5 separate regions of the Mus musculus genome follow, and all the other regions are linked to region 3. The links are chromatin loops, found by intact Hi-C in ENCODE. Cell type or tissue: left cerebral cortex. All regions are shown on one strand. Each heading gives the region's core, and the rest is flanking DNA. Links, peaks and the distances in the headings are about the cores only.

Region 1 (6,406 bases), core at 832-5,831, 150 kb after region 3:
TAATTCATCTCTTGTCCTTCTGCCCCCAGCTCCTCAGTAAAAGTCGACATGCTCATTTATGATTTTATGAGTTTTCTGGCATAGCGTTTATTTGCTTATTTATGTGGTGTATGTACGTGTTCACATGTGTGTGCATATGGAAGCCAGAGCTGGATGCTGGGTTTCTTCCGTGGTCGCTCCCCACCTTGTTTTTTGAGTCAGGGTTTCTCACTGAAACTGGATATCCTCCATCCATCTAGGCTTGCTGGCCCAGGAGCCAGAGGGATCCGCCCACCTTTGCTTCCCCCTGGTTCTGGGGTTACAAATGCACTGTAGCCAATGCCCGCTTTTACATGATTGCTGGAGGTCTGAATGCAGGGTCTCACCCCTACACAGCAGCCACTTTACTGAATGGCCTATGTCCAGCCCTTTGATACATTTTTGAATAAGTGATCAGATAATTAGGTGAACCCTATTAGAAAGAATGTGCATGTAGGCTTATGTTTTTCAAAACCTACTTTAGTAAGGGTTCTCAAATTCTTTAATCTCCCTTTTAAACCCACCACCCACCAGAGGTAGTGGAAGAGAGAGGTGAATTGGAAACAGGGATTGTGGACCTGTTTAGAAATAATTCTTTGGAGCCATTTCTATCTTCATTGTTGTTGGCATTTCATCTAGGCTCCGCCCCACAGTTACCTGGCAACAGCCAGATGTGCCTGACTCATAAAAGGGACTGCTTGTCCCCTCCTCGCTCTCTTGTGCTGGCTCTTGCTCTTGTTTCTCACCTTCTCTCTCCATTCCCTTCCCCCTCTCTCCATGTGGTTCTGTCTCTGTGTCTGTCTGTCTCTCTGTCTGTCTCTGCCTTTCTCTCAACTCCTCTCCCTGAATAAGTTCTATTCTATATTGTCCTGTGGCTGGTCCCTCAGGGGGTAGGAATGCCTCAGCACGGGTCTGCAGAGGCACCCCCTTCCCCTACACCACATTGCGCCCCCAACCAAACATATCCTTCTTTTCTTTTTCTTTTTATAAAGCACAGCAATTGTCAGTTGTCCAGTCCACTAGCAAAAGACCAACTTGAACCAGCAGCGAGCAGCTGCAGTCCAGTCCACATGGCAATCACCACTCAGAAACCAACAATGGCTGCTCAGTCCAGAAGAAACGGCAAGACTCTGCCAATGGGCCCAAGTCCATGGACGCAGCTAGAAGCAACCAGACCACCACCTTTGGTACATCTTTCTCTGCGAAGTCACAACAAACAAAGATCAGTGAAGAAAGTGAGGTGAACCAATGCCACAGCATTGTCAGTACAGAGCAGAAAGGTGAAGCCCAACAAAGACCAGCAATGTCAGAGCATCAGCCACTGTCTGTTGGGTTATATCTCTACTCCTTCCAAAATCGGGTACCCTCTCAAGCATTCGCTTCACCAGTCAGCTTCTTGAAAAACACCTGTCTGTCTCCAGAGAAACACCCCATGACACAACTGGGTCTCCCATGAAACCAGAAATTCCCACTTCATGTGAATCACTGGGAAATGCTGGAATCCAATACAAGAAGTAGGGCTGGTGGGTAGTCAACACCTGCCACACCTTTGACCCACTGGGGTTTTCATTCAGAGTCATCTTTCCCCTGGTGGGATCCCAGTGAGCAACTGAACAGGTAGGGATGTGGAAGCCGGGCTACTCCTGCTCCGTGTGGGGATCCTGTGATGGCAACTGCTCGGAGGCTTCCTGACAGCCGGGCTGAGACTTAGTGCCGCTGTGCAGACTGAGAGCTGCCTTCCAACACTGCCTCCTCCTCACCTTTTACCGCGTCACAGCTACATCAGAGCATTTTCTCCTGCACCGTTTCCTCCAGTCTTTCTAGCACACACAGAGTTCCATCTTGACATCTGCTTCTCCAAGGGAATCCATCATTAGGAGCTAGAGAGATGGCTCTGCGGTTAAGAGCATGCACTGTTTTTGTGGAGGACCTGGGTTTGATTCCCAACACCCACACAGTTGCTCACAGCCATCCATAACTCCAGTCCCGGGACATCTGACAGCCTCTTCTGCACATATGTGTAGATAAAGCATTCCTACACAAATAAGTGTAACTAGATCCCAGCCCCAATGGTTCAAGGCTTCCTTTTATCTGTGTTCCATAGCACATTCATTTTTGATGCACTTATTGGAAATAATAGCTCTTTCAGAGTTTGGGGGATGTTTGTTCCCCCCCCACCCCCCTGCCCCCCGAGGTGCCAGCATGGGTTTAAACCCTTCTTAGCAAGTGATGCAGGGAAATTGTGCTGGAGAGGAGCCACAGCCACGGCATGGCACGCATGCTGTCTGCAGCTGCTTTCTGCTCATGGCAGAATGAAGCAGTTGCAAGGGATCTTTGCCGTAACTGCAGTTCTCTGCCATAAATGCTTCTCCAGTTTTGCAGATCTTGTGCACCTCTTTGGAAGGCTTCATGTTCCATGGCAGTGGCTTTCGTATCTCCAATGCTTCTCCCATCCCATGCTTGCTGAGCTGAAAAGATTCTTGCAAGGCTCTGAACATGCCCCGTTTGGCAGAGAAGGAGAGATGCTGGCAGAATCTCTCAGGTGATTTCCCTCCTTGTCCTTTGGTTCCAGGTCTAGCAATAAATCAAAACCTCCAGTTCCCATTGTTGGAGCTGAACAACAGTTGCCAAAGTCACCCTGTCCTATTCTGTGAAACCTGTGCGAGAACATCTTTGTTGGGATCATTATGCAAAGGATCTTGGGAAATGAAGGTCATACTATACTGGATTACCTGGGTATGCCCTGGATGTTGTCACATTGTCCTTAAAAGAAGGAGGCAGCGGAAGATCCAACAGGCATGAGGCAGAGACTGGAGCGATGCCCCCACTAGCAAGAACAGTAGAAGAGAACAGTGAGCAAGCTCTATCCTTGAAGAGGGGGCGGGGCAGAACAGACCTGAGGCTTTCAGATCCCCTGCCTCTACTGGAAATTACATCCCACTGCCCTAACCCCAACAGACACCTTTGAAAGAGCTCTCTCCTCTCCTTCCCCTTTCCTCTCTTCATCCCCTTCCATCCCTTCTCATCTTCCTCCTACTCCTTCTCTCCCCTCCTTCCTCTCTCTCCAAAGCAAGACATATATTGTAGGGAACAAACCATTACAAACTTCTGCTGGTTCTCCAGCTTCTGTCTGTATTTTGGGTCACCCCAGTAAAGATTGTCCCAGGACGCTCCAAAGGAGTCTTTTCTCAGAGGAACCTGGGGCAGGGGCAGGGGGTGGGGGTGGGGGTGGGAGGACTTCCTATAACCTAGCAAGGGTTTCCTCTATGTATCTTCTTGGACCCTAACTGACCAGCTCCATTCATGGCAGTCAATCAAAATGCTAATTATTAAGTGACCTGTCGCCCCAGCAAAGCACCTACCGCTCTGTGCTTTGAGGTACATGGCTGACTTTTGTAAGTCTGCTTCCTCACACTTCCTTCTGTGAGGTACTTATACAGCCATCCTCATTTTTACATGTAAATAACCTATGGTCCTGAGTATGAATTATTTCAGCAGCCAAAATGACAGTTGTCCCTGGTATACATATCTCAAGCTCTGAAAGGATTTGAGGAGACGAAGCTGCCTCTTAACAGCAGCCCGGGCACTCTGATGCTGGTGCTGTGATAATTTTCTTCACGATTTCCCACCTCTTTCCACCCAAATTTAGTTAACAAAAGAACAGGTACCCAGCCAGGTACAGGGTATTTTACTCCCTGAGATGTGCTGACACCTGCTGGCAGATGAAAGAATAACACCACCAAGGAATTTCATAAAAAGCCCTTGTGGGCCTTACAGGAAGTAGTAGGTTGAAGAAGGCAACCGAAACTTACTTGATGATAGTGATGAAGACAGGTCAGAAAGCCCAAAAGGATACCAGGGAAGCTGAGCGGACCCGGAGTCTAAGGTTAAGCATCTAGCCCGGTCGGACTCTCCACGAAACCTCACAAACCCTCTATTGCCCGGTGGCCACAAACAGCTTGGGTCCTGAGATGTAAGCGATAATACCTTTCACCTAAAGCCAGTAACAGAACTGCACAGGCATCCACCGGGTAATGCTGAGCAACGCCTCACTCCCGCTTTCCTGTCACATGTTCTAGAGCCATCTATAACCCAGTTACTGTTGATGCAAGGTGTGTTTAGGTGGTGTCTCAGTTAGGGTCACTAATGCAACGATGGAACAACACGACTAAAAGCAACCTGGGCAGGAACGGGTTAATTTGGCTTACACTTCCGCATCACTAGAGGAAGTCAGGAAGTCAGGTAGGGCTGGAACACGGAGGCAGGAGCTGATGGAGCGGACATGAAGGGGGACTGCTTACTGGCTCTCTCCCCAGGGCTTGCTCAGCCTGCTTTCTCATAGAACTCAGGACCGCCTGCCTAGGGAAGGTACCACCCACAATGGACTGGGTCCTTCCACATCAGTCATTAAGAACTTGCTCTACAGGCTGATCTGATGGAGGCGTTTTTTCCAACTGGGGTTTCCTCCTCTCAGGTGACGCTCATCTGTGTCAAGTTGACATAAAATTAGGCAACACAATTGGCCCTTTGTCAATTGACACACAATGCTTTTAAGACACAACCCTTCCATTTTGTGGTTCATCCCCAAGATCTCAGATAGATAAACATCACGAACATAAAACATGTTACAAACTTAAATTTTCACAGTCTTTACCAATTCAAACACTTTAAGAGCTATCTCTGTAAAATTCAATGTCTCCTTTATACATACACACACACACACACACACACACACACACACACATATATATATATATAAAACTTTTATTTATATGAGTACATTGTAGCTGTCTTCAGACACATCAGAAGAAGGCATCAGATCCCAGTACAGGTGATTGTAAACCACCATGTGGTTGCTGGGAATTGAACTCTGGACCTCTGGAAGAGCAGTCAGTGCTCTTAACCACTGAGCCATCTCTCCAGCTCCCCAAGGTCACTTTTAAATCTAAAATCTTGTCTAAGAACAGTCTCTTAACTGTGGACTCCTATAAAATAAGCTAAATACTTTCTTACTTCAAGAGGGAAAAAATAGCACACAGTCACAATCTAAGCAAAGCTAAGCCGTACTCCAACAGTATAAATAATTCAATGTGCAGTATCTGGGATTCACTCACAACATCCTGGGCTTCTCCCAGGGCCTTGGGTCACTTCTTCAGCTCTGCCCTCTGTAGCACACATGGCTTATCTTGTAAGCTTGGCCAGGACCCATGGCTGCTCTTCTTGGTGGTCATCCCATGATACTGGCATCTCCAAAATGCTGGGGTCTTCTACTGCAACCAACAGCCTCTCCTGGACTTTCTTAATGTTGCAACGCTTCAACTTTTCTTCATGGTCTCTTCATTCCTAGGCTTTCGCCTGCCACTGAGGCTGCACTTTCACCAATGGCCTCTCCTGGACTCAGTGCCAAGCAAGCCTCACCTGTTCTCTGTGGCCCCCTCATGACTACCCAGTACCACCGGGGTGACTCTCATCCATGCCCAAACTTGGCTGTCAGTACAAGGCAGAACCTTGGCTGCCTCTGAATACAGCTGGCATGTGATGACTCTAAGGACACACTTCCCAGATTTCACCTCAACGATGCTGGCCTCTTCCTAATCATGGCTGATTCTTTGGCCCCAGCCTACCAGCATCCACTGTCCCAGCAAAGTAAAGGTTTGTCTTTAGTGGTTTTGGTCTTTTGTTAATCACAGAGAATTCTTCAGCTTCATCTGACCAGAACCACAGATTCTTAACACATAAGGCCTGGTAGAATCTTTGCTTCCCTCTGAAACGTCACAAGCCAGGCCTCCATCATCTGCACTGCTTTCAACACTCTTATCTTCCAAGATCCTATAGAACATCCCACGGAGATCTCAATACTCTGGGCTTCTCTAGCCCAAAGTTTCAAAAATCCTTCCACAATCCCCCCCTAAGCAACATGGCCAGGTGTCTCACATTATCCCACTATGCTGATCCCAACTTCTGCCTTCCGGTTGCTATTGCTGTGATGACACACACTGTGACCAAAAGCAAGTTGTAGGGCAAAGGGTTTATCTGTCTTACACTTGAACTCTCATGGTCTATCACAAAAGGAAGTCGGAGAAGGCCGTCAAGCAGGGCAGGAACCTGAATGCAGAGGCCATGGAAGGGTGCTGCTTATTAGCTTTCTCTCTATGGGTTTCTCAGCCTGCTTTTTTATAAAACCCAGGACATCCAGCCTAGTGATGATCTTACCCACAATGGAATGGGCCCTCCCCTCCCCCACACTAACTAATTAAGAAAATGAGGTGCAGCGTGATCATACAGCATTTCCTCAACTGGGGTTCCCTCCATTCTCAGAGGACTCTTGACTGTGTCGAGTTGAAATAAAATTAGCCAGCATGGGTGGATACCAAACAGCAAACAAACA
Region 2 (6,406 bases), core at 898-5,897, 82 kb after region 3:
GTCTCAAGGTGAGTGAGGGGATTTTTTTTTTAGCTAAAGAACCAAAGCTGAGTCAGATGATACTTCAGACAGGGAAAGAGAGCAGAGCCATGATGGAACACGTCACAACTGATTAAGACTGTTTATGTGATTGGACCCCATGGTTCTGTCCTTGTCCCCGTTCGTTGATAAGCCTCTTCACCATTTGCCTCTGTTTGGAATTAGGATCAGTTTTAGATCAGCATGCATCGATTATACAAAATAACAGATTTCAACGTGATATTTTCATACACGTGCATTATGAACTTGTTTCCTGTTCCACCTGTGGCTCTGCTTTGTGCCTTCTTCCCTCTTCCCTTGCATGTCCTCTTCGGACTGCTTCTCAGGTGACTTGCATCTATATTGTCATAGCTGAGAACTAGACAGAAAAATAAGGAACTAGAGCAGTGGCTCTCTACCTTCCTAACGCTGTGACCCTTGAGTGCAGTTCCTCATGCCGTGGTGACCCCCCAACCATAAACTTACTTCCATTGCTACTTCATAACTGTAATTTTGCTACTATTGTGAATAGTAATGTAAATATCTGACATTCAGGATCGGTTTCCATTGTTACAAATTGACACAAAGAGGTTATGACCCACAGGTTGAGAACCACTGAACTAGACAGTACATGGAACCAAAATAATTTCCCTTGTCACATGTCCACAGGATGGAGGCTCCTATGGCTGGTCCTCTCAAGGCCTCTTCATTGGTCCTTACTCACCCACATGGAGCCCAAAAGCTAAATCTTTTCGAGTACTGGCCCTTTGGCATCTAGTTATTCAGCCATTTGTTTATTCAATCACATTTCAGAGTTCTCAAACACCTCCTCTCTGCTCTTCTCAGAAAAAAATAAAACTGAACTCATTAAAAGCACACGCACACACTACTGAATCTTGCTCTGTCTTTTGGATCTTAGGTCTTTTAAAAGGAGAATTCTCAAGTTGCTTTATAATTGTATATTCCAGACCTATTTTGATACACAGTGGTAGATAGGTGGCATCAAATCCCAGATTCAAACAACGCCAAATGGATAATCAAATTCAATAACACCACATATTGGATAGTTCATATTTGTTCCATTTACTAGAGCAGAATTCTTTAGCATATATTTAATGTGCATGGCTCTGTTTCTGTGTTCTGTTCAGCTCTCAATCCATCACACACACACACATACACACACACACACACACACACACACACACACACACACAAAACTGCTTAAACTCACTCTTCTGTCAAAATACATTTGATATTCAGTTTTCACCCAGTCGATGAACAGCCCTACCTAATTCAAAGTCTCTCTATCAAGAGTGCCTTTACTTCTCCTTAATCAGAATGCCGTTGCCTCCCCATCTGAGTCCCCACCCCAGTCCGTGACGGGCAGTCAGGCAATGGGCAGTTGTTTCAGTGGGAAGTTTAAGTGGAGATTCATCATTATCATTATCATCCTCATCTTCACTATGTTGTTATATCACAAGTTAGCTACTTATTGCAGTGCATCATGGGCACTAAAGCAATATTAGGCTGCATTAATAATTAGAAGAGTGCTCATAAAATGATAGACCATGGTCACAGGATCTCTCAGATCTGGAATTCCAGGCTCAGAGCTGGACGCCCTCCTACAGGGAAAATGTTACCCAGCTAGACGATAGACAGAGGACAACTAGAACCTGGGACACATGAAGACAATGGCTGGTCTTAAGAGTCTTGGTCCAAGATGCAGCTAATGGTTGCAATTGTACAAAAATTCTCTTTCGTTATAAGAAGAAAGAAGTTAAAGAAAGCTAATGTGAGTTCTATGCTGAGGTGAAATGTGCAGATTGATTTACTGAATTGGTTTGTGGGGTGAAGGATGCCCAGACCATGGAAGGGATCCAGCTGGATGTGAAAGAACTTGGCAGTTGTTTGCACTCAGTGGGTCATTGTGATCTTATTAATGTGGCTTTCCCTCCTTTCATCCCCCAGTCCTCAAATTGACCTTTTTTTCACAATGATTCTGGAACTCCCAGGCTACAGTGGTCCCATGCCTTCCATTTTATGAGTTATTGTCTCTGTAGATTCATAATTTTCTTTCTCTGACTCTAGTCACTATTCTTAAATATTTTTTAATTCTTTGGTTATGTTTTTCATACTATAAAGAATTATTGGAAACATGGGCTGAGGAGGTGTCTCGGTACTTAAGAGTGCTAACTGCTCTTGCAAAGGACTGAGGTAGAGTTCCCAGCACCCGCATGACAATTTACAACTGCCTGTGACTCCAGTCCTAGGGGATCCAGTGCCCTCCCCATATACTTGCACACGCTTGGTCAATAAGAACTCAAACAAGCACATGCATACACATAAAAATAAAAGAAAATCTGAACCTTTTAACAAATTTAAGGATTATTCCTAACAAAGAAGGAAGGGAAGGCTCATTTTAGCCCAGGGTTTGGAGGTGTCAGCCCGTGGCTAGATCCACTGCTGCTAGGAGCTAGAACATCACCCTGGGAACACGGTACAGCAAATCTTATTCTATAGCCAGCAGGAAGCAGAGAGTGAAGAACAGTGTGGGCGGGCATAAGATCGATCCTTCAGTGGAATTCTTCCAGTGACTGTTATCCTCCAATTCCTAGCTTCTACCACCTCCCAATAATGGGATCAAACTGTGAGTCCATCAGTGGACTGATTAAGACAGGAACCCCATGGTCCAAACACATCTCCAAAGCTCCATCTCTAAGCTTTGCACTGAGACCAAATGTTCAACCCACAATGCAATTGGGGGGACACCTCATATTTAGACAACAGCGCAGCATCCAGCCCCGTCCCTTGTATAGAAAAGAAGTTTAACCATACATATTTACTGTGTCGTAATACGCTGGCCAAAAAGCTTACTATTCTATCTATTCACTAAGAAATTCCCAATGCACGTTCCTGGGTCCTGCTTCAGAAAGCCCCACCTCTTGCTATTGATCACCTCTGAAAAGCTCATTTCCATGTATTTTCTCCCCCATTGTATTTTTTTTAAAGAAAACCCTTTTTCTGACAGTAAGCCTTTTTCTTATTTAATGTGTGGTCACAATCGTCGACAAGAGGGGAACAGATGGCTGAGTTGGAAAGGAGACGATTCCAGGCTGTCTGAGGTTTAACAACACTAATGAAAGGAAATTTACCAAAGACATAGAAAGGCACGGGCGTTTGAGATGTTTTAAAGCCCAGCCCACTGCGCCTGGCAGCTCCTCTCCCCTGGCTCTCCCCCACCCTTTGCCCCTCAGAAGAACGTGAGGTTGCCAAGCTGAATCTGATGTAGCACAGTACTGTGGCTCTCCTAAGCACAGGCACAGGACTGGCTGGCTGGGATGCCATTGTCTTTCAGCAAATTATCTTGGCATGGTTCAGCTGCCCAGGCTGTGCCTGGCTACACCTGGCTGTGGTCCCAGATCCCCTGATGTGACAGCTAAGCAGATAATGTAATGCAGCATGGGGGGGTGCTTTATTCCATTGTGGGGGCAATTCTACTTCTGAGAGGCTATTTCATAATTCTTACACCTGCTCCATTCTGTTAGCATACGCCTCTCAGCCCCCTGCCTCTTCTCTCTCTCTGATTTTCTTTGAATAGAAAGCTTACAAAATGGCCCCATCTGTTTCTATCAGTCTTTGTCCTCTAAGGAAACCTGGCATTACATTAACCACGAGGACATTCGTCCGTTGGTCACCTCCTGGCACAGGGCAGTCAACTGCATCCCCCTAATGAAATGCTGGTGTGCTTTGACAAGGTCATACTGTATTGCTGGCTGGCCACAAGCACAAGCCAGTTCTCCTGTCTAGGCCTCCCAATGCCGGGATTACAGATTTGCACCATTGTGGCCAGTTTGGGCTCCTGTTTTCTTATGTTCTGGAGAGAAAAGGCTGTGAAACAGATGAGAATCCTCAGAGAACATGAGGCGGCAGGTGTGCATGGGGCCTGGATTACCTGAAGATCTACAGAAAACCTGAAGAAAGACTGAGAGGGTCTGTAGCTACCAGTCTCACCAACCTCATTTGACTTTCCAATATTAATTGCTATAGTGGGGAGACCTGAGGACCCGGCACCGGACTTAATTTAGATTTATGCAGACACAGCCTAGGTTTTTCAATGGGAGCAACCAACACTGATTATCTTACTATCATGATAATCCTGAAGTGGGAGGAAGAGGTTGACACAGGTGGGCATGGTCTGAAGATGGTTAGACTAGCGTCTGAGGGAGAAGTTGGGCATGCATAGAAGACATTTACTTCACCTTCGAGAAGAGACCGAAGGTAGACTAGACACTGAGCCAATCAGCAGAGAAAGGGGTGTCAGAAGAAACAGGGCATGGTCCAAGAAAGACAGATAAATACTAAACCAGCGTTATCAAAGATGCACAACCATTATCCAGTAGGTTGCTGGGCAGCACCCGTAGGCCAATGGAAAGATAGCTAGATAGGCTACATCGTAGAAAGAAAGACTTCCTGTACCAAATGAATGGACTGTGGCTAAAGTGGGTAGGGATAGGGAGCTGATCCTGGTGTGAGAGCTGTAAGCAAAGAGTGACAGGTGACAGGGTCAAGCTATCTCGTCAGAAACTTCTCTCTCTCTCTCTCTCTCTCTCTCTCTCTCTCTCTCTCTCTCTCTCTCTCTCTCTCCTTGATGTTTCTTGAATGCACCTGCAAACCAGCAACTTGGAATTGGTGATTGTCACACCTCAACCTCCTAAGACATGGGGTCGGTTCTAAGTGTCTGTGCCTCTGTGAGTGTTATCTTCTCAACGAGAGGTATATTCTAGCCCTCATGTTCGAAATCATAGTCTCTGCCAACATCCATGATTTGAGATCGATAATTGTCCATGACCATCAACCTGATCAAATTGATACATGCCTAGGAGATGAGGGAAATCCACCTCTGGTTGTGTCTGTGAGGGTGTTTCCAGAGATGATTGGATCCTGAGGACTCTGACTTAGAGGACCAATAACTGTTTAGATGGATTTATAATAAGATGGCACTATTGGAAGGTAGGGAAATTAGGAGACAACATTTAGCTGAAGGAAGCAGGTCACTGGGGCCATACCCTTAGCTAAATCTTGCCTAAACCCTATTCTCTGCTTCCTGGTCACTATTGTGTATACTATTTGACTCAGTAGCCTTTTCTTGGCTTAAAAATTGACACTCTTAAAATGGTGCTTTTCCCACTCAAAGTTTTGTTAGTTATTTTGGTCACAGTAACATGGAGATTGTGTGTGTGTGTGTGTGTGTGTGTGTGTGTGTGTGTGTGTGTGTGTGTGTAATTCAGGTATTAGTTATGTTTTCATTATTGGCTTTTCCCATCCACTTGGAATTAAACTTAAGACAGAGGTTTCTGTGTATCTTGTCACTATTTATATCCTAAGTTCCCAGGATAGAGCCTGGCATACAGTATAATGTAAGCAGCAATAGTTCAAAGGGGAGATGATAAGGGCAAATAGGAGAGTGGTGTTGGGATAAGAAGAACAGGATCTTCGCGTATATTATATGACTTCCCAACTGGTTGAAAATGTCGGTTGAAAGAAAGGGAATGATCAGCCTTTAAGAATTCCCTGAAACAGATGAAAATATAAAAGGATGGAAAAGGAAGATAATGACGAGCCCTGTTAGACTATTTTAAAATGAAATTAGTTGTAAAGTCTTGTTCTAGTTAGTTTTAATGTCAGCTTGACACAATCTCCTAGGAGGAGGTTTGTTTTTTTGTTTTTTGTTTTTTGTTGTTTTGTTTTTTGTTGTTTTGTTTTGTTTTGTTTTGTCTTGTTTTTTCAAGACAGGGTTTCTCTGTGTAGCCTTGGCTGTCCTGGAACTCATTCTGTAGACCAGGCTGGCCTCGAACTCAGAAATTCACCTGCCTCTGCCTTCCAAGTGCTGGGATTAAAGGCGTGCCCCACCACGCCCGGCTGGGAGGAGATTCTTAATGAGGAATTACCTAGACCAGCCTTGATTGTGGGTATGTCTGAGGCTGTCTTGATAGCTTATTGACATATGAGGATGCAGACCACTGTGGGTGGCACCATTCTCCAGACAGGGGGTTCTGAACAATATAAGAAAAGAGAAAGCTAGCAAAGAGTAAACAAGCCAGCATGAGTGGGTGTATTCTCTTTTTGCTCTTGACTATGGATGTCGTATGACTAGCCGCTCAAGCTCCTGCCTCTATTTCCCCAATGATGGACTACCATTTGGAGTTGTAAGTCAAAAGAAACCTTCTTCTCCCCTAAGTTGCTTTTGTCTAGGTATTTCATCCCAGCAACAGAAATGAAACTAGAAAAGGTGTTCAAAGTGGAGTCATAGGTGGCAGGTAGAACCACCCACAGAGCCCACTGTAGCATCAGAGGTCACCAGACACTGATGGATACAGATCTCAGGAGC
Region 3 (6,406 bases), core at 816-5,815:
TTGGGGGTGGGGTGAGGAGGGGAGTGGGCACAGTTGTTATCAGCTCCTGCCATTAAAGTTCCTTAATTTAAAGCTGTCTGCATTAAGGAGCAGTCTTGAGTTCTCTATCTCGCAGATAGAGGTTATTGGTGAGTCCCAGTAACTAGTATTTAAGAGAGTGATACTGAATGAGATAAAGGTGGTTTAGGAGGGATGGTACAGGACTCAGGATGGAAAATGTGTAGTCAAAGAGTAGAAGAGGGAAAAGATGCACATGTAGAGAGTGGGCAGGGCAGGGCAGGGCAGGGCAGGGCAGGGAGAAGCTTCCACTGTGGAGCCACCGGGTGACACACCTTCATTCAAGTCACTGAAGCGTCTCTCCACGGATCAAGAAGTCTAGGAAGAGGTGTGTTTCCAGCTTTCACAAGCAAGAGTCCGACCTCCAGAAGAGCACTGACGTCTACTGAGACCGTCAGCCCGGGGATTTCTCTAGCCTCGTGCTTTCAGTCATGCTGGGGTCCATCACAGGGTTCCTGACTGTGACACAGTTGATCTTTTCAGTTATTTGTCGAGGAGGCTGCACTGTGCTTCCTGGCAGAGCACATAGTGATGGCCTCTCATTCCCCAGCAGCACCTCCCTTCTTATGCTCTGACAACCAATCTGCCTCCAGGCCAAGCGCCTATGGGAGGATAATATCACCTTGACTTAGACCCTCTTCTTTAACACATTATGCTCAACACTATTAAAAATATAAATGCCTAAGAGAAACAAATACACAGGTAGAAACCACTGTTGTGTTTGCTCATCCAAGCAGAGTGGGAAAACTGTTTGACAATAATTAATTGTGTACTTCAAAATATTGCATGCATGCATGTATACGTACACAAACACACCCACTCAAAAAATAAAAATAAACCTTTTTAAAAGGTATAAGCATACTTTATATTGTTATAGAAATAAATTATTCACCTCAGATTATTTTTTAAAATATACATGAAGCAAGTAAACTGAGTCTGAAAACCATATAATTTTATATAACATGGTTATCTAAAAATGTAGAGGGTTATATAAAATGCATCCATATTTGTGGTATACATGCCCATATGATATGGTGAATATATTTAATAATTTTGGAGGGTGGTTTATGTTTGAGCATCAAGTATTTGCTCTAATTGTTATGTTTTTTGTTTGCTTGGTTATGGGTTTGGTTTTTTGTTTGTTTGTTTGAGGCACAGCCTTGCTTTTATGTAGGTCTGGCTGCATACCATTTGCTAGTTACATCAGGTTGGCCTTGAATTTACAGCAATCCTCCTGCTTCCACATGTCAAATTCTGGGATTCCAGGCATTTGGCACCACATCCACCCTAATCCATAAGCTTTGGTCTAACCTGCTTATGAATAAGGAGACCATGCAGCACGCGACCTCCGTTTTATTCAAGAGGAGACATTTTGGGGGCATCAAATAACTGTTCTCTTGTTAAAGTACACATTTTTTTTTTAAAAACCTTACATCTTGTCTTTACTGACATCTCAAATAAACCCAGAGAAATAAAAAGTAGCAGACTACTGGGAAATCCCTGTCACTCTGTTAAAACTCTCAGAGGGAAAGGTTGTGGCAAACCGTAAATATGACAGCTAATTTCCACACTCCTGTCAGCTTGTGTGCGGGGGTTTCATTAACATGGGGGAACTGAACTGGGAGCCTGAAGACTGTCACTGAATTAATGAGCTTGCGTTCATTTTATGATGACAGATCCTTTAGGGCATCTAATCATGGGCCCGCGTGTTCAGAGGGAATGTCAGGCCCACAGGAAGACCCGGGCTGCGGTATGACCCAGGAGCTCTCAGCCCTCTCTGGTCTTCTTTGAATCTAATGGCTTCATTTGGTCATTTAATGAAGTGCATAGTCCAAATGACCCTCACACTTTTATTTTTTTTCCAGCATTGGGTGAGCTGTCTGCTCCCTATTCAAGCCTCTGTGACTCCCCCATCTAAGAGCCGAGGGAAAAGGGAGTACGTTCGCCACTTGGACGGAAGCCATGTTTGAAAGCATGCCCCCTGGAGAAGAGGCGTGCCATGCGATGGCAATGTAGATCAGTCAGACACTGGGCCGGAAACCGCGCTGTTTCCTGATCCGTGTTTCCGCAATCTAGAATCAGTAAACACAGAGTGCTGAACCAGCCACAGAACAGTGGGCCTTGTACTCAGCAAGGGTGAACTTGTACCAAACCACACGGGCAACAGTCATTGCAATGTAGAGAGGCCTGACTTAAAATGTAAGAAGTAGTCTGGAACCACGAGAACTGGAGAAAGGCCGCCCACATGAATAAATGAGTGTGTTACAGGAAATAGCCCTGAGTCCCATTTTAGATTAAATTCATTACACGAAAAATTGAGCTAACAAATCAAGTGCCCATTAAAAAATAATTCATTTTATGCTTCTCTTAAGTTTCTTCCCTCCTCTGGGACATTTAAAGTGCAATTGATTAAGTACTGAAGGCTGTAACCACAGCAGAACTGAAAAAAAATCTTAATTTCCTACACTCTATTTTCTTTCACATTTTTTCCCCTCAAAAACAAATACATGCTATTTGGTATTGGTGTGCCTCTGTGTGTGTGTGTGTGTGTTTAAGTAATAAAATTTATTTTAAAAAATACAGTGCAATATGTAAACTTGGCATTTTTATAAACATTTTTTCCAAAATAGATTTTATCCACAGCATCTTGAATCTGCCGCCACCACCGCTTGTGGGAGCAGGCCCGGCGTTTTTTGGTGGTTGAATCTGCACCAGCTTTTGTAGGCAAAGAAAGCTGAAGTCCAAAGAAGGGGAGTTGATGGGCCCACATGCACAGTTCTTCCTGGTACAGGTGAGCTCAAAGCCTCACACCACTTACACCACTCAGTATAGAAAAAAGAGCTCTCTAAAATTAAAGTGACAGAGGACATGACTACAAGAAAACTTTGGGCTGTGCATCACCTTGGGCCAGCACAATGAAGTACCAGAGACGGATGCAACAGAAACTTTATTTTGTCAGTTCTGGAAGCCGAAAGTGTGGTCCAGTTCTGGTGAGGGCTCCATTCTGTCATCTTCTCATGCCCTCACCTGGAGGCAAACAGCGAACTAGCTCTCCAGCCTCCTCTTATGAGGTCATGGGTCCTATTGGTGACATCATTATCTTGTAAGGGTCAGATCCCTTTGTGCCCTCACATAAAGGGTTAGAATTGTCAACATAGGGAACCTCAGGGGATTAGAACATTCAGGGCCTTGTAGGTGGTGACTGCTGAGTTGGGTTCTTGGATTCTAGAATGTTTCTACTGTTTTCAGTTAAGTCACAGGTACCCTTTTAATCCCTCAGGGCGAGGGATCATACGTACGATCACCAAACACACATGCTGGACTGGACAGCAGATAATAGTGCTAGATACAAGCAATTCTCACCTTCCTGGGTTCACCAGCAGGTACTGACTGCACGGAGTATCTGAGACAGTTAACGGTTACGTATTTCTCTGGGAAAAATTCCAATGCCGTGCTCAATTTTCTGCCTTCTGAATTCCAAAGCCAAGTTTGCAAGCCGAGTTGTATAGTACAAATCAATTCACCAGCTCCTCCAGCAGCAGTTTTCATGGTGAGAAAAGCAATTAAGATTTGGAGCAGGTGCTGCTTTGACTATTAATTATAAGCCCTGTGGAATGCAATGCAGTGATCAGGATGATTCCAGGAAACGTCTCACTTCAAATGGGAAAATGTTTTCTTGCTTTTTAAAGGGACAGTGTTCAGCAAATTTGAAGTGTAGATGTTTTAATATATGCAATATATAAAAAACTGGGCCTTTCTGAAACTTAGGTCACAAAAACCCCCCGATCGGTTCTTAATTTAATGACTCTGGGAAGAACCTGGAACTTGCAGACTCTTCTGAGCCTCCCGGTTTGAAAAATGAGATAAAAAACAAAATGAAATGGAAAACAATGAAATAGAATTCAGGCAGCGGAAATGCTGAGAGAAAAAGTCTATTCTATTTTCCCTTACAGGTGTGCCTCAAGGGTATTCTCAGATCCCAAGGGATGCAGGGAACACAGGATGGAGACTGGGCGCCATGAGATAATGGGCGTGACCGCTTCTCCACTGCGGGTGCTACTTTAGCTCCTAATGGCACCTCACAGTTGAGTGTGTATGGACCACCCTCAGCATACCCCTTGCTAATCAGTCCAGCATCTTCATTACACACCCTGCCTCTTCATTGCATCTCTGGAACAAGTTAAAATACAGCACTTCCAATCAGGCAAGAGAGAGAGCCTCAAACACAGACAGACATGAACACAAAACTCAGGTCACACAGAGTCTGTCAGCAAGCCATACCCTAATTCACAACAAACTGGAGCAGATGAAACCAGGGAGAGCAAGGGGCACAACAGAAGCACAGCCGGGGAAATGGCAGCATGAAGATTGTTTTCAGAGGGAACAGGAGACCACATACTCCTGGAGCCAATAAAACAGCTTGAAAGCATGACGATGGGAGGTTTTGGAAATTAAAACCATAATTATTCAAAAGGTGTGCTAAAAGAACTGGCAGATGTTAGGCACGATAGGCTGGAGAACAGAGCTATTGTCTGAAATGATAGGCAGACAGACAGGGGAGTAAAAGTTTTCGAGACTGGATCCCCAAAGTGTAGCATCTATCAAAAGAAGGGAATGGACAGAACTAACAGAAAAAAAAAATCTTCAAGAGACCAGAACGGTTCTTGAGCAGAGTTATACCATCAATGGATTCTATTTCATTTCTACTTTTAAAAATTAAGCATAGCAGTAATGGCAGTAAGTGGATTCCATTCATCTGATGAATACTGATACACGGGAGAAAGTCCCATCAGCCCGGAGCTGCAGCATCCTTCTTACTAGAGTTATAATCATGGCAAAGCAGGCTTAAGAAGATTGAGAAATCGCATGCTAACAAAACCCCTCAAGTGTAGCATTAATGTCAGGCAAAATGGAATCCAAGGGGAAAGAAGAAAATAAAAGGCATATTTCATTGTGAAAAGATGCAGCAGTCTAGGAAATCCTAACAGGAATCTACAGGCTGCCAATATGTCACCTGAGCTATGTAAATAAAGATGGCACAGCACAAAGGAAAATATGCAAATTTATTGCCAACTGAAATAGGTATATAGAATGCAAAAGGCACAGTTAATACACTTAATCTACTGGTCATAATTATCAGCCATAGGATATTATTTAAATATAAAAGGGTACAGATATAAGTGCATAATTTTAAGTACACAAATTATTTTAGTTGTCTTCTTCTTTTTGTTTGTTTAAACATAGTAAGTAAGTAAATTCTGAAGTTCCCAGGCAATCACAAATTAGATGGGTCACATTTACCACTCACACACACAATAGAATTAAGATTAAAGAGCAGAAAAATAAAAAAATTAAATTTAACTGAAGTTCAAGAACTCTAAAACATTTCTAGCTAAAATTAAAGTCAAAAGTACCATTTAGATATTACAGTAGCTCTGTGCTGTGACAAAGCTATCCAAGATCCATGTGAAGGGAGGAATGGGCTGGGGGATGTCTATCAGCTAAAACAGACCTTGCTTTGCGTGCCTGTGGCTCTGGATTTGATGCTCAGAACAGTTAAAACCAAACAAGCCAATAAGAGGACAGATTGATGTTGGCTCATGGTTACTGAGCTCTCAGGCTGTGGTCTTTTGACTCCATTGATTTTGGACTTGTGCTACCACAGGCACCAGGGCAAGGTGCCCATGTAAAACAAAACTGCTTTTCTAATGCTGTTTGAGGAGATGGGGGTGGGGGTTGTGTGTGAGGGTAGGGATGAGGAGAAGAGGGGAGGGAGAAGAAGCAGGGGGAGAGGACGGGGACAGAAGGGCCAGGACCCCAAGACATCTTTCAAGGTCATTTTGCAGGAACCAGTAACTTTCTTCTGCCTAGGATCTCCTACAGTGCCTACTGCCTTCCAAGAGTCCCACAAAGCCTTTAGGGATGCTTATGGTCCTCCAACAGACACAGTGAGCAGAGCACACAGAAGGATCTGCCAATGGAGGAGAATATCTAGACCTACACAGTCATTTTGTAAGAAAACGCAGAATTCTTTAGTATCCAGGGCCTGAAACCTGATTCAAATGGCTCATCCAAGTAGAGGAACATACTGACCCTGTATAAAGTCCAGGGTAGGCTTCAGATATTTTTGGACCTCCAAGAATATCTGAAGACTTGTTATTATTCTTGTTATTATCTATTCTTTTTCCCCCTCTATGTCTTCCTCGTTTTCAGCATGTTACCTGCGGTGCACAGAAGGAATTCTCCTTGTAAAGAGTCCCTGGCTCACTTCAGTGTGCCAGTTTGGAACATAGAGTGAACTGTTCCGTTTAAAATCCAAACAGTAATGCCTAAACAAAACTTTCATTCT
Region 4 (6,406 bases), core at 627-5,626, 170 kb before region 3:
CTTCGTTGTTTTGCTAACCCATTTGGACTCTTTACCTTAGTGTTCTGTTTGGGCCCCTGAGTTGCTGACCCAGTTTTGCAATGTTTATTCTGGCTGCGGCTCTGCATTCCTTGGGGACTTGACTTTCAGTATTTGCCTGTCTGTACATTGCCCAACTCGCGGCAATTGATGCCTCATTTCTCTGCCCCACCCAAACCACAGGCTGAGTATGCACCTGGGCTACGTCCCAGAGACGATTCTAGAATCCACAGTCACATCTCCCATCCCTCTACCGTGGGAAAACTGCTGAGCTCCAAGTAGGAGGACCCGCAATCTGATGAAAGTGATTCCAGGCCATGGGAGAATTTACTAGAACCCACATTAGGTGCAAGGTGTATATTAAATATATTTCTGATTTTTTTTAAAGACATCAGTAACTATAACAAACCAAAGTGCAAGGTTTAATATTTGGGGTGTAAGAATCCCAGACTGGTGTGAGCCACTCCTTTCTGAAAGAAGAGATCTCCCCCACCCCAGTCTCAGAGGGGCCTGGTTTATGTCTCTGGCCTTATTAATGTCTGAATTCATGGATTCCAAAATGTTTAGAAATGTCAAATGTTTTCTGTGTCTTGTCATACTGTGTGTGTGTGTGTGTGTGTGTATGTGTGTTGTTAGGGTGCTATCACACATATGAGAAAGCCTGAGTATTCAGATTTCTGTCTGAAGTGCATGCTTTTGGTAGTGAGCTACGTCTTTATTTTAATACTGAATCTCTGCTGTGTCGCTAAGACGTGGCTAAGACGTGGCAAGGGGCGCTTCGACTTTCAACTCTGTCTTGAACATTCACTTGGATAATTACCTTTATGTTGGCTCCTTCACGCAATGGAACTCCCCAAGATGAAAGACATGAATGGAGGGGGGATTAGAATTATCAGAGAGAGAACTCTTTTGTTTCCAATGGAGGGTGTCAAGCAGAGGGCTTTAGCGACCACGGGACAAACATTCTAGATCCAACTTTTATCTTCAGCCTTAAGTTGAAATTTAAAGTGCAGTCTAACTAACTATAAAGAGCTCTTTATTTGGAAAGGCGTCTATTGAGGCTCCGTTCTTCCTTATATCACATTGTAATGAAAAAGTCAAACATTAAGCAAACCCTGCCTGTAGGCACAGTAGCCCGTCCTGCAGACATTTTGCTATACAATGAAAGGCTTAGTGTGGATAAACTAGTGGCTTCAGGGTTTCTTCCCAGGTAAAGTCTGGTTAAATCCACCGACCACAGGCAGATCCCTGATTCACAGATTCATATAAAGGCATGTGTGACTTTATAGACTCTATGGATGTAGAAATAGCTATACCTAACCATTTATTATGTATCTCATTAAACCTGTGCTAAGAAAAACCTTTCCTACTGTAATTCCAACCAGAAACATTTGAATTGGACTGTACAGACAGTTCTCATAAGTGCCAGGTTATTTTATAAGGCTGAAAAGGAGTTTTAAATAAGCATATAAAACTTCTAACTGAGCCATCCACCAAAGAGCATACAAGGGCTGGCTGGACCAAAGCCCCAGGCACATACGTAGCAGAGGGCTGCCTTGTCTGGCCTCATGGGAGAGGATGTGCCTAATCCTGCAGGGATTTGATGCATCAGAGTAGGGAGATATGGGGGGGGGCACCATCTCAGAGGCAAAGGGGAGGTGGGATAGAGGGAGGGACTCTGGGGGGCTGGGAGAAGGGCAGTGTGTGGAATGTAAATAAACAAATCAATAAATTAATTTAAAAAAGAAAACTCATTTTAGCACCCGTCTTTGAAACCTTAGCAACACACTTTACTAAGATTATGAAAAGTCAGCAAAAATCGCAAAGCACCCTGGGATCTCACTTGATGTGCCCTACGCAAGAGCACTGGACATTTCTCCACTCAAGGAAGTTTCTATGAGCAAATGCACTGATGCCCGGCATCTGCAGGGGACTGTGTTCTGCTGAGTCGGCTCAAGCATAAAACGAGAAGTTTCCATCAAAGTCAAGTTAAGATTGATGTTAATTTACAAGTTTTCAGTTGGATTGCCCTGGGGCTAAGAGATCGTGAACATTCTTGGGCCAGATGTTCCCACTCTAGAGTGATAGTCATTTTCTGGTTATTTGGGAAAAAAAAAACTGAGTTGGCTTCTGGAACATTTATCTAAGTACATGGCAGGACCAGGAAATATGTCTATTGACATTCGAAATTAAAAAAAAAATGTTTGCAGCTAGAAGAAAAACAGGAAAAAAATGCAGTGTTTCTTAAAACGGAGTCTCTCGGATGCTGATAGACACATCTCATCTGAACTGTGGACAGCGTTTCTGTTTTCTGTTTCAGTAGCATAGATGGAAATTAGCCAAAAAAAAAAAAAACCCAGAAATTTAAAATTACTATAAAACTGCTCTCGATTTTTCTAATTAAAGAGCAGGTTAGTCTGCTTCATAGAAGGGCTAAATTAGAGAACACCTAATAAGAAATACAACTTAAGGCAACCCCTGGCAGGAGAAGGTGAGTCAAATTAAAAGACTGAGGTTTTCTTTTTCAATACTAATAAAGAAGGCCCTTTTAAGTCATTCATTACTCCACATAAAGCCTTCTACTGGACTGCTTTCCTGTATTCTTTTATAGAAAGTACATTCACTTTAATATTTATGTAGACTAAGCGTGCCCCTTCTTTGATGATCACTAACTGGCTATGTGGCCTCTCTGGAGTGACACCAAAACCTAAATCAAGAGTCCAAACTAATGTTACATTGGCTGTTTCAATACTGTGGTAGTTAGAGTTCAAATCAACAAACCCTGTTTGCTTTGCCAATAACAAGACTGGTAGAGTTGCTGGCTTTGGGGAGACATAGCATTTAATATTTTCAGAAGAAAAAAGAAAAAAAAATCGAGTGTAACAATGCACATTTCGAATGTGGCCACCAGAGGTCTACTGACACTGCAGAGCGAGCAGGCTGCAGGAGCGTGGGCGCAGACTGGTGCATGCGTACTCTGCCTGGTGGGGCCAGAGACTCTCCAGCCCTGCCCTGGTCTGCTGAGTCAGAGCTGCTCTGTAACCCCCACAGGTGACTCAAGTATGCGAGGGAGTGTGAGAAAGACTGCTGCCAGGGTTGAAAAGGAAATGTGGTGTATCCCGTGTGTGATGGAGATTAAGATATTTAAAAGTCCAGGCAAAGGCAGGGCATGGAGGCACCCATATTTAATTCCAGCATGTGGGCAGGAGGCAGAGGCAGGTGGATCTCCTAGTTCAAAGCCAGTCTGGTCTACTAGTGAGTTACAGGACAGTCAAGGCTAAACAGTGAACACACCTCACCACCCGCGCCTCTCTCTCTCTCTCTCTCTCTCTCTCCCCCTCCCTCTCCCCCTCTCCCTCCCTCCCCCCTCTCTCCTCCCTCCCCCTCTCTCTCTTTCTCCCTCCCTCCCTTCTCTCTTCTCTCCCTCCCTCTCCCCTTCTTCCCCATTTCCCCCTCCCTCTCCCCCTCTTCCCCTTTCCTCCCTCCTCCCCATATTTCTCTCTCTCTCCCTCCCTCCCTCCCTCTCCCCCTCTTCCTCATTTCCCCCTCCCTCTTCCCCTTTCCTCCTCTCCCCCCCCCCACTTTAAACATTTTTCCTAACAATGTTACAACTCAAAAGCTATTTTCTTTTCAAAACGTTCTACCTGGACCTGGTGCCACAGAACTGTCATCACACATCTTGAGATCAAGAGGCAGGAAGGATCACAAGGTCAAGGCCTGCCTGGGCTACAGAGTGAACTCATATCAAACAAGACTGCCTCAAAATAAAAGATTAACATGGGTTTGGAGGTATAGATCGGTGGTAGAATATTTACTTGGCATGTGTAATGCCCTAGCTTCAAACTCTGGTACAAAATCATTTAAGTGACCAAGGCTGTATTTTTAATTTGCAATTTAGCTTCCAGATATTTGAAGATGAAGAAGCTCTAAATATCACCTAACATGTACAGGTCTAAATGTTCTCGTTTAACAGAAGAAATTATCTGACCAGGACTGAAGTGGCATTCCACGCTCAATATAAGATAGTTAGCTGTCTTTAACTAGAACCAAGTTCTCCAGAGGTGTCCCTGAGGCTGCAGGACCTCACTCTTGTATGGAGGTGGGGCTAAGCTAGGGAAGCATCATGGGAAGGGCAGGCTTTGTCCATCAATCAAGATGTGCAGAGCCCTGGACTCAGAGGTTCCTCTCCTACTCCAATGTGCCAGGATTCCTTCAAGTATATCGAGACTGTTAGACTGATTTTTCTCTGTTCCCCATATTTCTCAGGGACAGGGATGTCTCCATGGTTCTCTGTGTTACCATCAGTATACTCCCAACAACTCTGTCTTCACAGAATACATATCCAGTCACTGAGTCTGTGTCTCTCTCTCTCTCTCTCCCTCTCTCTCTCTCTCTCTCCCCCTCTCTCTCTCTCTCTCCCTCTCTCTGTCTTTCTCTGTAGACCTGGCTGACCTCGAACTCCCGGTGTAGATCAAGCCCACAGAGGTCAGCCTGCCTTTCACTGTAAAGGCATGCAACACCACACTGGGCTCTCACTTGGCTCTTCCTTAAATCAATCCAGCCAGCACTCATAGCCTCCCCTTCGCTGCCATCCTCCCAAACCACTGTACTTTCCCTTTAAATGGATTAGGCATAACTCCAATATCTACCACCTCTCTGTACAACACGCTACCGCCATGGTTCTGCTGGATCTTCCGCTCAGTGGCCTATGTCTTCCTTCTTACCTGGGAGGGAAGTTGGATTTAGAGGCTGATCAATCTCCAAGTAACCTGGGAACGAGACCACCCAAAGGAACCTATCAGCTAAGAGCGTCAAATTTCAACCTGTGGTTTTCAAGTCACACATACAGCAAACATTCTATTTTTGATACCCTTGTGGTTAGAACATTTCGCAGAATCTCTTCTACTTTCCCCTAGTCCCACCACAACCATGAGTAGCACAGAGAGAGCCACGCCTTGCCTTTTCTTCCAGGCAAGATCTTTCTTCGTTCAAACTAAGCTTGTCACCGAGGAGGAACAGCGCTGTGACAGGTTCTCAGGTGGGATTCTCACCATGCTCAGGTTCTAGGCATATGAAAAAGTTTGGGTCTCGCCTATGTTAGATCTGGTTGGCTATCTGTATGCACAGAGAACATGTTGGTCTGCCCAAGAAAGTCTTTATACACCTCTGGGGTGTTTTGAATGAAAATGGCACCCCGAGGCTCACAGGAAGCACCACTGTTAGGAAGTCTGGCCTTATGGGAGGAAGTGTATCACTTCGGATGGGCTTTGAGGTTTCATTTGCTCAAGTCAGACCCAGTGTCTTAGTTAGGGTTTTACTGCTGTGAACAGACAGCATGACCAAGGCAACTCTTATACAGAACAACATTCAACTGGGGCTGGCTTACAGGTTCAGAGGTTCAGTCCATCATCATCGAGGCAGGAACATGGCAGCATCCAGTCAGGCATGGTGGAGGAGATCTTCATCTGAAGGCTACTAGCAGAATACTGACTTCCAGGCAGCTAGGATGAGGGTGTTAAAGCCCACACCCACAGTGGCATACCTACTCCAACAAGGCCATACCTACTTCAACAGGGCCACACCCTCTAAGTGCCTCTCCCCAGGTCAAGCATATACAAACCATCCCAGAGCCCCCAATGAAATGTTTTCCTTTATAAAAGCTGCCACTGTCATGGTGTCTCTTCATACCCATAGAAAGCCTAACTAAGACAGCCTTTTGTGGCTTTTCTATAGGCAAGTTGCCTCAGTTTTCTGCCCATCTCCTACTTGTTCTACAAGAGTCTTCTAAGATCCATTTTGCTTCCGTCAGATCTTTGTTGCATCCAGAAGCTGTTTCCTAGTAAAAATAGGCTAACCGTGTCCAGGCTACAGAAAGAGAAAGAATGAGAAGGAAGACCAAAGCAGTCAAGTAATCCTAACAAGATGCTCTAGGTCTCACAGGACATGGGTATGGGGTCCGCTGATGACTGTTTGTGGTAGTCACTGAAGTTTCTCTCAAGGTAAGGATATTTAATATGCACCTTGTCTTGGAAAGAATCTTCCATCCAGGTATACTTCATTGACACATGTTTAAGCACTTTGAAAGCCCCGTTAAAAATCCATTAAAATTACTATTGACGTTGGTGTTCTTAATATAAGTTTGGCTGATGTCACTGGGCAGTGGTGGAACATGCCTTTAATCCCAGCACTTGGGAGGTAGAGACAGGGGGATTTCTGAGTTTGAGGCCAACATGGTCTACAGAGTGAGTTCCAGGACAGCCAGGGTTACACAGAGAAACCCTGTCTTAAAGCCTCCCCCCCCCCAAAAAAAGTATGGCTGATGCCCCACTTCCTGTAAATAAGCAAGACTATGGGGGATAGGCTAGTTTGACTCCCTATCAGCTGTTGA
Region 5 (6,406 bases), core at 965-5,964, 130 kb after region 3:
TTCAAATATGCTTTCACCCATAAGTTCTGTAAAACAACCAAACCATCACTGGATTGTCAACTTTCTATAATGTCCCAGGCTACCCCGTAACAAGGAGCAAGGGTGTACCTAACATCCGCTAATAATTTGCCAACCACACAACAAACCATGCAGCTTGTTATCCACAGACTTACCATGCAGCAAAGCACACCTGTAAGAAACACCAGGCGAAGTATGGAAAAACCCACTGTTGAAAGGAAAACAAACACACAAAAAAACTGAACCCCTGTAGTATGCCATTGTATTCAAAGCTTTGCCAGAAAGAAAAGAACACACACACACAGACACACACACACACACAGAGACACACACACACACAGACACACACACACACACAGAGACACACAGACACACACACACACACACACACACACACACACACACACACACACACACGAGTATTATCTCACCTTCCCCTTTTCTTAGCCTTATGGCTGGATGATTAAGATTGCCTCTTTCTAGAAGATTTAGGAATGCCTATTCATCTAACAAATTTGACTTAGCTTCTGTTTTGATCTGAGCATTGTGGTAGGCACCCTAAAGAAAGGAATTAATAAGTGCCATTGCCTGCCTTTGAATTGCTCACCATGACAAAAGGAGGCGCAGACAGCAGTAACCAACCTGTCCAAACACACAAGGCACTACTGGAAACTATGAAATATATGTTGTCTCCAGGGTCAGGATCATAATTTTAAAATAAATAAATAAATAAACAAACAGGACTTCCCAGCTGCAAATCCTCATAAACAATCCCTTTCCCCCAGGACAACAGTCAATCTTTGGTAAGAAAAACAGGAAGCATCCAATTCAGGCTCCCGGTGGAAGGATGCAGGCTGAATATTCATTAGGGTGGGGGGTGGATGGGAGCAGGAGAAGGGAAATGGCAGGCAGCCAGGGACGCTCACTGCATCCCATCTCTCAAACTACCGAGATGTGGGTTTTTTTTTTCCCCTACAGCCTCCTTGGAAGAAGGACAGTGAAACTGTCCTGTTGTGATATGAAATATGACCACAATAACTAGGTTAGATAATAAACTATTCTTTATTTGCTAATAATTGTCAGCTCACAGGGTCTGTACACGTATTAACACTGAAACATTAAAAAAAAAAAAAAAAGAAAAGAAAAAAGAAAGAAACGTTTGCTTTCCACGCCGTCGTCGCCTAAGGGGAATAAAAAGAATTCGGAGGCTGCATAAAACTGTAATTATGATGCAACACAGCCAGGAGAGCTAACAAAGAATCTGCTTTCCCTTTGTGTTGTTAACTGAGTTAGTTCTTCCAACTTTCTGCTGCTGACAATGGTAACACTGGGCTTCGCTGAATGCTGGGTGGACAGGTAAGCCTGGGGGCAGGTGGCCCGAGGGGGAATGCACACAGCTGTGCTATAAGGCTGACTCTAGAAGGAGGATGGTCATCATTTTCCCTTCATTTCTCTGAAAAGGAAAGGAAGACATGTTTATGAGCAGTATAATTAACAGCTGGGTACCTTGTTGAATTAAGACATTATCACTGGATGAAGTTTTTTTAAAGGGGCAGCTAAAAAACTCCAAAGGCGAGTGACATGCTATTTCTCCTTTGGTGAAATTAGCCAATTAAAGTCAGATTTAGATGTGTGTGTGTGTATATATATATATATACACAAACACAGGTTTATTGCAAAGCTGCTGTCAGGTGTGTTCACTGGCCCCAATGACTGAGGCCATAAAAGTCACCATGGAAAGGGAAAGAGAGCAGAGGGGGAAGAGAAAACTCAGAGAAAGAGAAGGAGAGAAAGGAGAGACCAAAATGTCTGGATTACATAGGGAAGAGCCTCTGACAGAAGGGCAGCCCAGTCACTGGGCTGAAAAGTTCCGGGTTGGGAGCAGGGCATGCCATGTAGGGACTGAGGGATGCTGGGAGAACATGGACACCAGGTCTGCTTTGGTATGTAAAATATGTCCTAGGGTATGAAATCAAACAGTGACCCAGTGGGGAAGAAAAACGGACTTTACGATAAGAACTGAAAAATACTTGCTGGCAATGTTGAAGTAGAAGTTAAATGTATTTGGCTGAATTTCATAAAGGAAATCAATGTTCCCATTAGCTAAATCTAAGGTCATCTGAGTTCGTTTTCTAGTCCTTGACAATGTATAAGCTCCAACACCCCCATTCTTTCAGAGTGAGTCACAGCTGCCTCACCTTCCTTCCACCCCGCCTCTAGCCAGCATCCTTCCAACTCCCAGATGTGCACACAACCCTTTGTGTTCAGGTTTTTCCTCCCACATCTTCCTGGGGGAATAGGAGAGGGTGTGGCAGTGCTGGTCTGATTCCCTTACAGTTCCACTCTGGGGTCAGTCCCTCCTCTAGCTTTTAATGGGTGGCCATTCACACCGTGCTGGTTCCAGTGAGGTGGAGAAAGTTCCATGAGGCAATGCCACTACATCTGATATCACCTCCTCCCCAAATGATACTCAAGTGAAACTTCCCTCTCTCCCCACCCCCACAATATGTAGACAAAACCAATGTCTTCCTTCTCCATCCAGACTCATAAGTAGAACCTGGATATGAAGGAGACCCGAGAAAGCCATCAGCTGGAAGCAAACAGTAGTGTGGTATTGAAAAATACAGAGAGGTGTGAAATGTTGTAAATAGTTTGGGCAATGAGAAATAAACCCTGGAACCACACACATGCTAGGCAAGGACTCCATCCACTCAGGAATTTTGATTTGGTTGATTTGGTTGATGAATGCAAGGATCAAGGGCTTAGTATCTACACTTTTTTGAGGTTCCCTAACTCCCTTTCCTCATATCCTTCTGTCTTAGCCCTTCATATTTGCTTTCTCAAAAAGGGTACCATCTCCAGAAAGGAAAGATGAAGGTTACAGAGCTCTATAACAGAGCCCCAATGGGTTCTGTCTTCAAATAATAAAATATGTGCAACATGGAGGGGACTTCTCCACAGTCTTTCTGGTACTTTGAATGAGAATAGCACCCCCCCCCCAATATAAGCTCATGTATTTGTACTGTTATCACCAGTGGTATTATTTGAGAATTAGAAGGTGTGGTTCTCTCTCTCTCTCTCTCTCTCTCTCTCTCTCTCTCTCTCTCTCTCTGCCTATGGATCAGGATGTAGCACTCAGCCTACTACTCCAGCATCATGTGTGCTGCCATGATGATAACAGGACTACACCTCTGAAACTGTAAGCTAGTCCCTAATTGAATGATTCCTTTTCTAAGAGTTGCCTTCGTCATGGTGTCTCTTCACAGCAATAGGGCAGTAACTATGACAGTCCTCTTCCCAAAGCGAGAAATCCCACTCTTCTGAGCCACCCACCACCCAGCCCTTTCTCCACTTGAATGTGAGCATAGCAGTGGGCACACTCAGGTGTCACACTGACTTAGAATTCTGAGCTGCCTCTTCCTACGTGACGGCCCGATTTGTCAATGCCACTTTGTGATGCTCTTCTTACATGCTTCCGGTAGAATCTTGGCACGAAGTGTATCTTGTCATCACTTAGATGAGATCCAGAGCTACCAAGACATCTTCCCTAAGCCTGAATCCTTCAACACAGCAAAGCCAGATCTCCGGTGGCATGTCTGTCCTTCGTACCCTGCATCTTGTTTGTGGAGTCTTGGAAGCTTACCTTTGGCATTACAGTCTAGACATTTACATAAGAACTTATGAACACAGTGTTTTTCAAAGCATACTTTGGCATTTCATGTCATGAAAATAAAAGACGTAGGTTAGTATCCTCACCATTCTCTTGTCAGTAGGTTTTAATAAGGTTAATTTCAACATGGGATGGATGGATGGATGGAGGGGACTGGGTGGGGAGGGAAACAGGAAGGATTACGTGTAGGGAGGAGAGAGAGAGGAGGAATGGGGGGAGGGTGTTGGAGGAATCCCTGGGATGAGCTAGAAACCTAAGACAATGGAAACTCCCAGAAATCTACAAGAGTGACCCTAGCTAAGACTCCTAGCAGTGGGGGATATGGAGCCTGAAACAGCCACCTCCTGTAATACAGGAAAGACTTCCAATGGAGGATCTGGGACACTAACCCAGCCACAAAAATCTTCTACCCACAATTTGTACTGGTTATAAGGTATCCAAGAGTAAAGATAAAGCAGAAATTGAAAACATGGCCAACCATAGATTGGCCCAGCTTGAGAGCCATCCCATGAGAGTCCACTCACGACACCATTAATGATATTCTTCTATACTTGCAGTCAGGAAGCTTTACCCAGCAGCTAATGGAAACAGATGCAGAGACCCACAGCCAAACACTGGGTGGAACTTGAGGAATCCTATGGAAGAGTGGAAGGAAAGATGGAGGAAGCCAGAGGGGTCAATTACACTAAAGAAAACTGACAGAGTCAACTAAGAAGGGCCCATAGGAGCCCACAGATAATGAACCTCCAATCAAGAGCATGCATGGGAGAGACCTAGGCCCTTGGGCACAGATGTAACATTTGTGTATCTCGGTCTGGTCTTCCTGTGACACGCCTAATGTCAGGAGCAGGGGCTGTCTCTGACTCTGTTTACTGCTTTTGTGTCCCTTTCCCCTAATGGCCATGATAGATTTGCCCGGTCCTACTGCAACTTGATATTCTGAGGAGGGTCAATATCCATGGGAGGCCTCACCTTTTCTGAGGAGGAGGAGAGGGCACGGAGGGGGCGGGGGGGAGAGGAAAGACTGGAAGGAGAGAAGAGAGGAAGTTTTGCTAGAGATGTAAAGTAAATAAATAATTTTTTTAAATTGTCAATTTCAATATTATAGTGGAAGACAGCATTGTGTATCATTCAACAGCCTATAAGCAGCTCCTCAGATATGGCCATTCTGCCTCTAGAACCCGAAGGCTTCCAGACCATTAGCTATGATAGTCAATTTACCAATTGTCTTAGTTAGGGTTTTACTGCTGTAAACAGACACCATGACCAATGCAACTCTTATAAAGGACAACATTTAATCGAGGCTGGCTTACAGGTTCAGAGGTTCAGTCCATTATCATCAAGGTGGGAACATGGCAACATCCAGGTAGGCATGGTGCAGGCAGAACTGAGAGTTCTACATCTTCATCTGAAGGCTGCTAGCAGAATATTGGCTTTCAGGCAGCTAGGATGGGGGTCTTAAAACCCACACCCACAGTGACACACCTATTCCAACAAGGCTACACCTCCAAATAGTGCTACTCTCTGGGCCAAGCATATATAAACCATCCCACCAATTGCCAGAGTTAGCATTTATTTGCCCTTCCACATAACTTCATAAAGAATTATTTTCCAATAAATTATTTAATCTATCTGGGACCTGCTTTCCCTATCTATAAAACAGCTGTGACAAAAAGAAGATGCACCAAGAGAATAGAACCCTTCAAGGATCTACAAACTTTCTGAGCTCCTGGGAGAAGGTGAATGTATAGCGATCATCAAACTTCTGTAACAAAACAGCAAAATCTGGCTGGTCAAAACCACAGAAATTTATTCTCTCATAATTCTAGAGGCCTGGGGTCTGGGGTCAAGGTCTTGACAGAGTCCTGCTTCCTCTGGAGGTGTTATAGAAGGGCCTTAACCAGGCCTGTTACCCAGAGGACTCCAGAAGTTATTTAGTTCAAGTCAGCATGAACCTAGTCTTTATACGGAGTTCTCCATGTGTAAATGGCTGCCTCTTCTTGTGTGTACATTTGTATGTGCATATTCATGTGTATGTGCACATATGTGCATGAGTATGTAAGCTGAGGTTGGCTTCAAATGTCTTCCCCAATTATACAATATTCTTTTATGCATATATTTGACTGGGGGACTATCCAATTTCAAGGGACCCGAGGCTAGTGCCTTCTTCACATTTGCACCTCCATATGATACCATGCACACAAACACAGACACCACACACACAAACACAGACACCACACACACAAACACAGACACCACACACAAAGATGCTATACATAAGCATAAAGATACTTCACACAGGAACACACAAACAATACAAACATAACACAGACAACACAAATAAGTAGATACCATACACAAACACAGAGATACCCTACACAAACACACAGAGACACGCACACAGGCGCTACACACACAAACACAGAGACACCACAAAGCTATACATGTGTGATACTGAAAACTCACACAAAGATACCCACCCACTGCTCATTGATAGCCCTCCTAGTGTGGTGCTGTGCCCGCTAGGTTATAGACGCACACAGAGAATGAATTTAGCAGCCCTGCTCCGATGACTGCCCTTCTAGAATCTCATGCAGTCACACACATGCACAATAGGCACACAATTGCAACCATTGAAGCTTTTCTTGTACATAATAGGATGGGAAAAATCCATAATTCCTGGGATTAGGAAATGTTCAAAGAGTTTACAGATTACCC

What was found. Hi-C counts contacts between places; a loop is a spot of excess contacts. Peaks named below come from ENCODE experiments on the same cell type or tissue, not always from the same donor. Only the 100,000 strongest peaks of a DNase experiment are listed, where the experiment ranks them.
Region 1: it touches region 3 in a loop (2.2-fold over the local background); 5 of 42 quality-filtered maps call a loop at or near these places.
Region 2: it touches region 3 in a loop (2.4-fold over the local background); 3 of 42 quality-filtered maps call a loop at or near these places.
Region 4: a loop joins it to region 3, with 3 times the contacts of the local background. A loop is called at or near these places in 10 of 42 quality-filtered maps.
Region 5: a loop joins it to region 3, with 2.4 times the contacts of the local background. A loop is called at or near these places in 2 of 42 quality-filtered maps.

Annotation. Positions count from the first base shown.
Region 1 is chr8:35,857,745-35,864,150 of GRCm38, reverse strand. It overlaps 5430403N17Rik (RIKEN cDNA 5430403N17 gene), which reads left to right. Exons shown (of 3, transcript NR_046181.1): 3 at 1-66. Among named protein-coding and RNA genes, the nearest start is that of 5430403N17Rik, 22 kb to the left of the region's middle. In left cerebral cortex, for the core only: a CTCF peak has its summit at 3,736 (motif pointing left); DNase peaks (open chromatin) are centred at 2,375, 2,755 and 3,734.
Region 2 is chr8:35,930,726-35,937,131 of GRCm38, reverse strand. No RefSeq gene overlaps it. Among named protein-coding and RNA genes, the nearest start is that of 5430403N17Rik, 51 kb to the right of the region's middle. In left cerebral cortex, for the core only: no CTCF peak of the experiment used is centred there; DNase peaks (open chromatin) are centred at 2,612, 2,844, 3,156 and 3,425; H3K27ac peaks cover 1,746 bases.
Region 3 is chr8:36,012,202-36,018,607 of GRCm38, reverse strand. No RefSeq gene overlaps it. Among named protein-coding and RNA genes, the nearest start is that of Gm39163, 51 kb to the left of the region's middle. In left cerebral cortex, for the core only: a CTCF peak has its summit at 3,436; a DNase peak (open chromatin) is centred at 3,524; H3K27ac peaks cover 233 bases.
Region 4 is chr8:36,180,899-36,187,304 of GRCm38, reverse strand. No RefSeq gene overlaps it. Among named protein-coding and RNA genes, the nearest start is that of Gm35520, 4.4 kb to the left of the region's middle. In left cerebral cortex, for the core only: a CTCF peak has its summit at 2,920; a DNase peak (open chromatin) is centred at 3,050.
Region 5 is chr8:35,877,821-35,884,226 of GRCm38, reverse strand. It overlaps 5430403N17Rik (RIKEN cDNA 5430403N17 gene), which reads left to right and starts at 1,270. Exons shown (of 3, transcript NR_046181.1): 1 at 1,270-1,374. In left cerebral cortex, for the core only: no CTCF peak of the experiment used is centred there; DNase peaks (open chromatin) are centred at 1,290 and 3,426.